2 separate regions of the Homo sapiens genome follow, and region 2 is linked to region 1. Evidence: chromatin contacts called from ENCODE Hi-C data. All regions are on one chromosome and are shown on one strand. The core of a region is the stretch at or near the end of the contact, and the rest is flanking DNA. Distances in the headings are between cores, read along the strand shown. Region 1 holds the start of PHF14 (PHD finger protein 14). Region 2 has its middle 47 kb from the start of TMEM106B.

Evidence for each region. Hi-C counts contacts between places; a loop is a spot of excess contacts on that map. Pooled maps may share reads with other maps.
Region 2: a loop to region 1 is called in a pooled map, with 5 times the contacts of the local background. The contact joins the enhancer-like site here to the promoter of PHF14 in region 1. A Hi-C loop is called at or near these places in 7 of 50 pooled maps.

What each region holds. Positions count from the first base shown.
Region 1 is chr7:10,972,525-10,975,406 of GRCh38, reverse strand. It overlaps PHF14 (PHD finger protein 14), which reads right to left and starts at 1,535. Exons shown (of 18, transcript NM_001007157.2): 1 at 1,083-1,535; 2 at 462-572. The coding sequence starts at 1,083. RefSeq lists silencers at 691-740, 1,721-1,780, 2,291-2,340 and an enhancer at 1,471-1,765.
Region 2 is chr7:12,256,306-12,259,418 of GRCh38, reverse strand. No RefSeq gene overlaps it. Among named protein-coding and RNA genes, the nearest start is that of TMEM106B, 47 kb to the right of the region's middle. Within about 2 kb of position 1,603, at least 5 of the 41 ENCODE cell types and tissues checked have a DNase peak (open chromatin) inside an H3K27ac peak, as active enhancers do.

The sequences.
Region 1 (2,882 bases), core at 286-2,785:
TCTTACTCTGGTCAATTTTATTCTAGTAAAAGAGCTAATACACAAAAAAAGCAAAACTCCCCTAAGAGATTGTCAAGTGATCTGAAAAAAGAAGAACCCTGCTCAGGGACTATTAATGGTCCACACACCTCTCAGGATACTTTTCTACTTCGGGATATCTTTCAGTTTTTTCCTCTATAATATAAGCATAAATATATTTTAAGGTGTAAAACAGAGAAATCCTTTTGCATCTTTGGAAAAAGTCCTTCCCCTGACTGCTAATTATCTCTGAGGAAAACAGAAGCAATTATAGGTCTAGTGACAGGATCTAAAGGCAAAATGGGAAATCAAATGGACAAAATAAATGAAGTTTACGTGCTTTCACTTAAAATTGGCATTTTAATCAAAACCGATTTAAAAAGTCTAAAAATAAGCCTAACTCCAGAAAGCTGGGAAAGGGGAAGAGAGAAGGAAATATTTACCTGAGGCATCTCCAACTTTAAAATCACTGTCATCTGAACTATCATAATCAAGAGCTTCCAGCAGAGAAGCTGCCAAAGGCTTCACCTGCCTCCTCTTGGAGCTGCGATCCACTGTGAAGAGAAAAAAATTACATTGTCATTCATAATCACACCAAACACAGGGGAGAGTTGTGGTGCTAAGAGAACATAAAGATGACCTCGCACAAGGAATTTTTGTCTAACTGAGTTCTCAGCAAAAGGGGTCAGGAGAAGGTTGGGGTGCAGAAGCAGGGTGGGGAGGGCTGGACAGCTCCACGGGCAGTTTCAAAGGCAGCTCCAGCCCTGATGCTGCCAACGCCAACTCAGACCAGCTAAAATCGAAGCTGACCCTCTTGCTCATCTTTTCGAGATGTTTCTGCACCTTCCTCGTAATCCCCCACTTAGACATCGTAACAGTCAATAAAAACGGCAAAAATCAGGGAATAAAACAAGCGGGCTTCATTCCCGCGGACCATGGAGGGCGAGGGTCCACCAATCCTGCTTTCCCGCAGGACTCTCCCACCCCTGCCCTGCTCCCACCGGCCCTGACTTCTAGAATGGCTGAAATGGACCTCTCGCCGCAGAGGCCTCGGATACACTTACTAAGGAATCCGTGAGGTGGTCGTTTGGAGAAGACTTAGGGAGAGGCTGCAGGAGCCCAGGCAGCGCCGAGGTCGGGGACTGGGGCCGCGAAGACAAGTCCGAAAGATGCTATTTAAAACCGGCGCGCAGCCAGCCGGACAGGGGCGCTCCCAAGAGTAGCCCCGCGGTCCCCTAACCCCCCGCCCCCCCGGCCTCGCCTGGCCCTGGCCGCTCGAGCCCCTTCCCACAGCGCTCCCTGGCCGGAGAAGACCTCCGGCCCAGGCAGCGCAGTCAACCCGGCGGCCCCGGGGAGTTAATTTCTCCCGTTAAAACTAGAAGAAAAAAAATTAAAGAAAGAAAAACTTTATTAGCCTGGACCAGAAGCAACGAAAGACCAGAAATTGCACAGCGCGAGGGCGGCTGCCTCAGACAATAGGGAAAGCAGCGACCCGGATACAGCTCTGAAAAGGAAGTGAAAACACGAGGCTGAGCGCAGCCCTGAGAGCAGCAGGAATTGAGGGCGCATGCGCAGGACTCGCCCCCGCGCACCCTTCCCGAGCAGGAGCCGAACAGAGCCGAGTGAAAGCCCAGGGAGCCGCGCGGAGGCGAGCGGAGCCGAGTAGTGCCAAGGCGGAGCAGAGATCCCCGCCAAACCCTGTGCAATTCCGCCCATAAACCCCAAAGGCTCCGCCCTCTCCGCGCCTAATTCACCTCCTGAGTCCAAATCCCTGGGAGGCCAGTTTTTGTTTCTGATCTGTTTTTTAAGGATTTACTGAGTAAACGTTCCACAAAGGGATGTTTGCTACCTTAAGCCACTACCAATATTTAAATGATATTGTCACCGGTAGAGGATCGTGACTGCAAGTTGTCCAGGTTCTTGGCGTTTTTAACAAAGAATTGGACAAAACGCCCAGCAAAGCAAAGAAAGAATGAAGCAACAAAACAACAAAAGCAGGGACTTATTGAAAATTAAAGCACGCTCTGTACGGAAGCGACCTGAGCAGCGGCTCAAGGGCCCGGATACAGAATCTTGAGTCCAAATACCCTCTAGAAGCTTCCTATTGGCCACCTAATGCTCACCTCATGTAAATGAAGTAACGCGCAATCAGTCTGATTGGTTGCAGAAAGCAGCCAACCAGAGGCTGAAGTGAAGTTACAAAGGTCATGCTCCTGTGCAAACATTGGTGCAAAAAGCAATCAATCAGAGGCTAGGGTGAAGTTACAAAGTGGTATACCTCTATGCAAAGGAAGATTTCCCCTGCAATCAGTTTGATTTCTTGCAGATGGTGAAGTTACAAAGTGATACTTCTATGCAAAGGAAGACTCTCCTGCAATCAGTCTGATTTGCTGCCCACAGCCAATTTCCCATCTGCCCTGCAGAAAAAGTGGGGGTTTGCAAAGGGAGTAGCCTCTGGTCCTTTTGTTACTTAGGCATGGAAAGTTAGGGGTTTCCTTTCAATTTAGTTCTTAGGAAGTCGGAGTGACACATCCTTAGGTTCCCTGCCTCCACACCCTATTCTCCTGCCTCACTCTCACCCAAACTATCATTGCCATGTGACCTCTCAAACTTTTCTATTGTGCTATAGAAACTTCTATTCCAAAATGTATAACCTACTTAGTAAACATTTTTCCTTTTCAATGCCCATTCTTTTTACCTCCTCATCTGAAATAGAAACAGTTACCCTGCAGCCCTCTCAAATGAAAACCACTCATCCTTCCATACTTCATTTTCTCAAGGTGCAGAAGTGGCATCCCATGCTTAATACTCCTCATTGCCTTTCAGATATTTATTCTTCCAGTTAAAATCCTAGGAACTTGGTT
Region 2 (3,113 bases), core at 354-2,853, 1.3 Mb before region 1:
TAGAACTTGATTTTTCTCTGTACACAAGTATACTTTACTAGTTATATATTTCACTGCATTTTAAAATAATATTATTTCCCCACTAAACTGTGGTATGATAGATATCATTCCCTAGGAGAAAGCTAAATCAGGTAGAATTTGGGTTTAGGAAGTAAGTAGAAATGACAAAAATCACAAAGGTGGAACATTAAACTTTAAAGTCTGGAAGACCTACTATGTATCATATCACAGACTGAAGTGTATGAGGTAGTATGAAGTGAGTGTGGTTTGAATAACAAGAAGAAAGAAATAGGCTTTTAGCTCTAGCTCTAGTTTCTGTTTATTTTTGAGGAGATGAAACTGTTGAAAAATGTTTTCTTGCTTTTGCTTCTGGATATGTAAAAACTATTAAGGAAAAAAAACTTTAAAATAAGCAGCTTATCCATCATGGGGCCTTTAGATTCAAACTGATTGGTTCTGAAACCATAGTACATCCACTTACTAGTTGTGTGACCTTAGGAAAGTTAATTAACCTCTCTGAACTTCAGATTCTTTATTTATGAATGGTGATGAATGGTGTGAATGGTGATGTTATTTGTGAATGAACAGACACAATGTCTACAGAGTGCTTAACTTGTATTAGAAGGCATTCAGCAAAAGGTATCTACTGTTGTCATTTCTAGCACATTATTACCTCTTCTCTTTGAAACTTGCATCTTTGAAAGTATCATCAGTTACATCAGTCACTATAACTGTTAGCCCCTGACTCACTGTCATTCTCTTCTTTATTTCAGGTTTTGATGAGAACATGAATAGTCCTTTTAAATGTGGGCGCCTCTGTTTCTTGAACTCCCCTCTTCCCCAAAGCTTGTCTTCCACCCTAATTCAACCACTCAGTCTCATGGTCACATCCTAGACCTTGACATTGTCAGTACCTGGTATCCTCCCCAACTATAATCTCATTATCTAGTCTCCTCATCACAAAAATTTCAACATCACCTTTTTCACGAATCTGTTTTTACTGACCCTTACCTTCTTGTTGTTCCGTCTCCTTCGTTACTAGTCTGCTCAAGCTGCCATAACGAAGTGTGGTGGCTTAAATAACAGAAATGTATTTTCTCATGGTCCCAGTGGCTGGGAAGTCCAAGATCAAGAGTGCCAGCCAATTCAGGTTTTGGTGACAGCTGTCTCTTGGATTGCAGGCAGCTGCCTTCTTGCTGTGTCCTCATGTGATCTTTCCTCAGTGCAAAGATCTTTTCTGGGTGCACTGATATTTTTTTTTTTTTTTTTTGTTTTTTTTTTTTTTTTGGGTAAAGAGAGGAGAGGTCTCTCTCATACTCTATTTATAAGGCCACTAATCTCATCATGAGGGACCCACTTACATGACCCCATCTAGCTCTAATTATCTCCCTTAGGCCTTACCTCTAAATTCCATTGCACTGGGGGTTAGAGCTTCAACAAATGAGTTGCGGCAGGATATATTCACTCTGTAACACTTCTCCCTCCTAACCCAGCTTAAATTTACCAATTATAACCTCTCCAGTGCACACACCCTTGACTCATATCTCTCTTCCTTCATCATTTTCACTTTCACTTCCAGCCACATTTGGCCTCATTTAAGCCCAGAGTAGTTGGAACAAAACACACAAATATTCTGATTAGTTTCACTTTCAGTTAACAGCAATGAACTCCAGTAGATGTTTAATGCTGTTACGCACTCAGTACTTTCCTGATTCACTCAACTTTCTCATTTCTCATAGAACTTTGCTACTCCATGTGTAGCCCATGGGCCAACACTATTGATATTACCTAGATATTCTGAGAAATACAGATCTCAGACCCCATCCTAGACCTACTGAATACGAACCTGAGTTTTATCAAGATACTAGGAGATTCTTCTGCATAGTGTATTTAAGTTTGGGAAGCATCCCCTTAAAAGACTCTCTTCTCACACCTCCAAATCTCCTCTATCATCACTCTTAGCCAATGGCCTTGCTTCCTATATTTCTTAAAAACTGTAGCAATACATAAGTGGCATAGTCTTCCACCACGACTTGTACTCACTTACCACCATTCCCACTCACAACTTTTGCCTTCCCACTTGGGCCTATAAATGAGCCATCCATGTTCCCATTTGAAGTGATTGCTCCTCTGGGCTCTATATCACATCCCTCCCAGTTGGTCTAGGCTCTGCGTTAGCAATATTTCCTTCTCTTCCTTGATCATACCTACGGTCATGCAACAATGCTTTTATTTTTTCTTTTAAAATACCTTCTAATCCCATTTCCTCTGTTGCTTTCTCCTTTTATTTATCACTTTTGCAACAAAATTATTTAAATGACTTGTGTAGATCCTCTTCTGCAAATCCTTTCTTCCCATTCTCTGTTAAACCTACTTCAAATGTGTTTTGGCTCCTTTCATGTCTCCTTTTTTCGTCAATAGTTATTAAAAACTGTTCTTTTCAAAGCAAGCAATGATCTTCACATTACTAGATCCAGTGGTTGGTTCTCAGTATTCATTATACTTGATACCATCAACTACATTAGAATAAGCTGATCACTTCCTCCTCTTTAACATGCTGCCAGTATCAGATATATATTGAGCACATGTGTATTTTAAAAATTATTAATCTTCTTTGAAAGAAAATTTAGGATTCTGTCAGATTCAGCTGCATATAACAGAAATGTCAAACATAATATTTGCTTAAATGTGATAGAAGTTTCTCTTTCTTAAAAAATGTCTGAAGCTAAGAAATCTAAAACCAGTAGAGAGGCTTCACTGTGTCACAAAGACTGGGAATTCTATCATGTGCTTCATCACTTTCAGTGTTGTTTCCAAGTTTATAATTACTTCATAGTCTGAAAAACCTGTTAGAGATCCCATCATTAAGTCTGGGTTCGAGGCAACAGAGAAGATGATTGACATAAGAGCAGGCCCTTTTTCTTTCATCACTACTCATGAGTCTCATATTATGCTTCCGCCTGCATATTATTGACCTAGATTTAATCATATGCCATATCTAGCCACAAGATGAGCTACTAAAGGTAATCTTTGATTGGCAATAGGCCCACCTAAAACACAGGGTTCTAAGAAAGAAAAGGAGAATAGATGTTGTGAGACAACTAGAAGTTTCC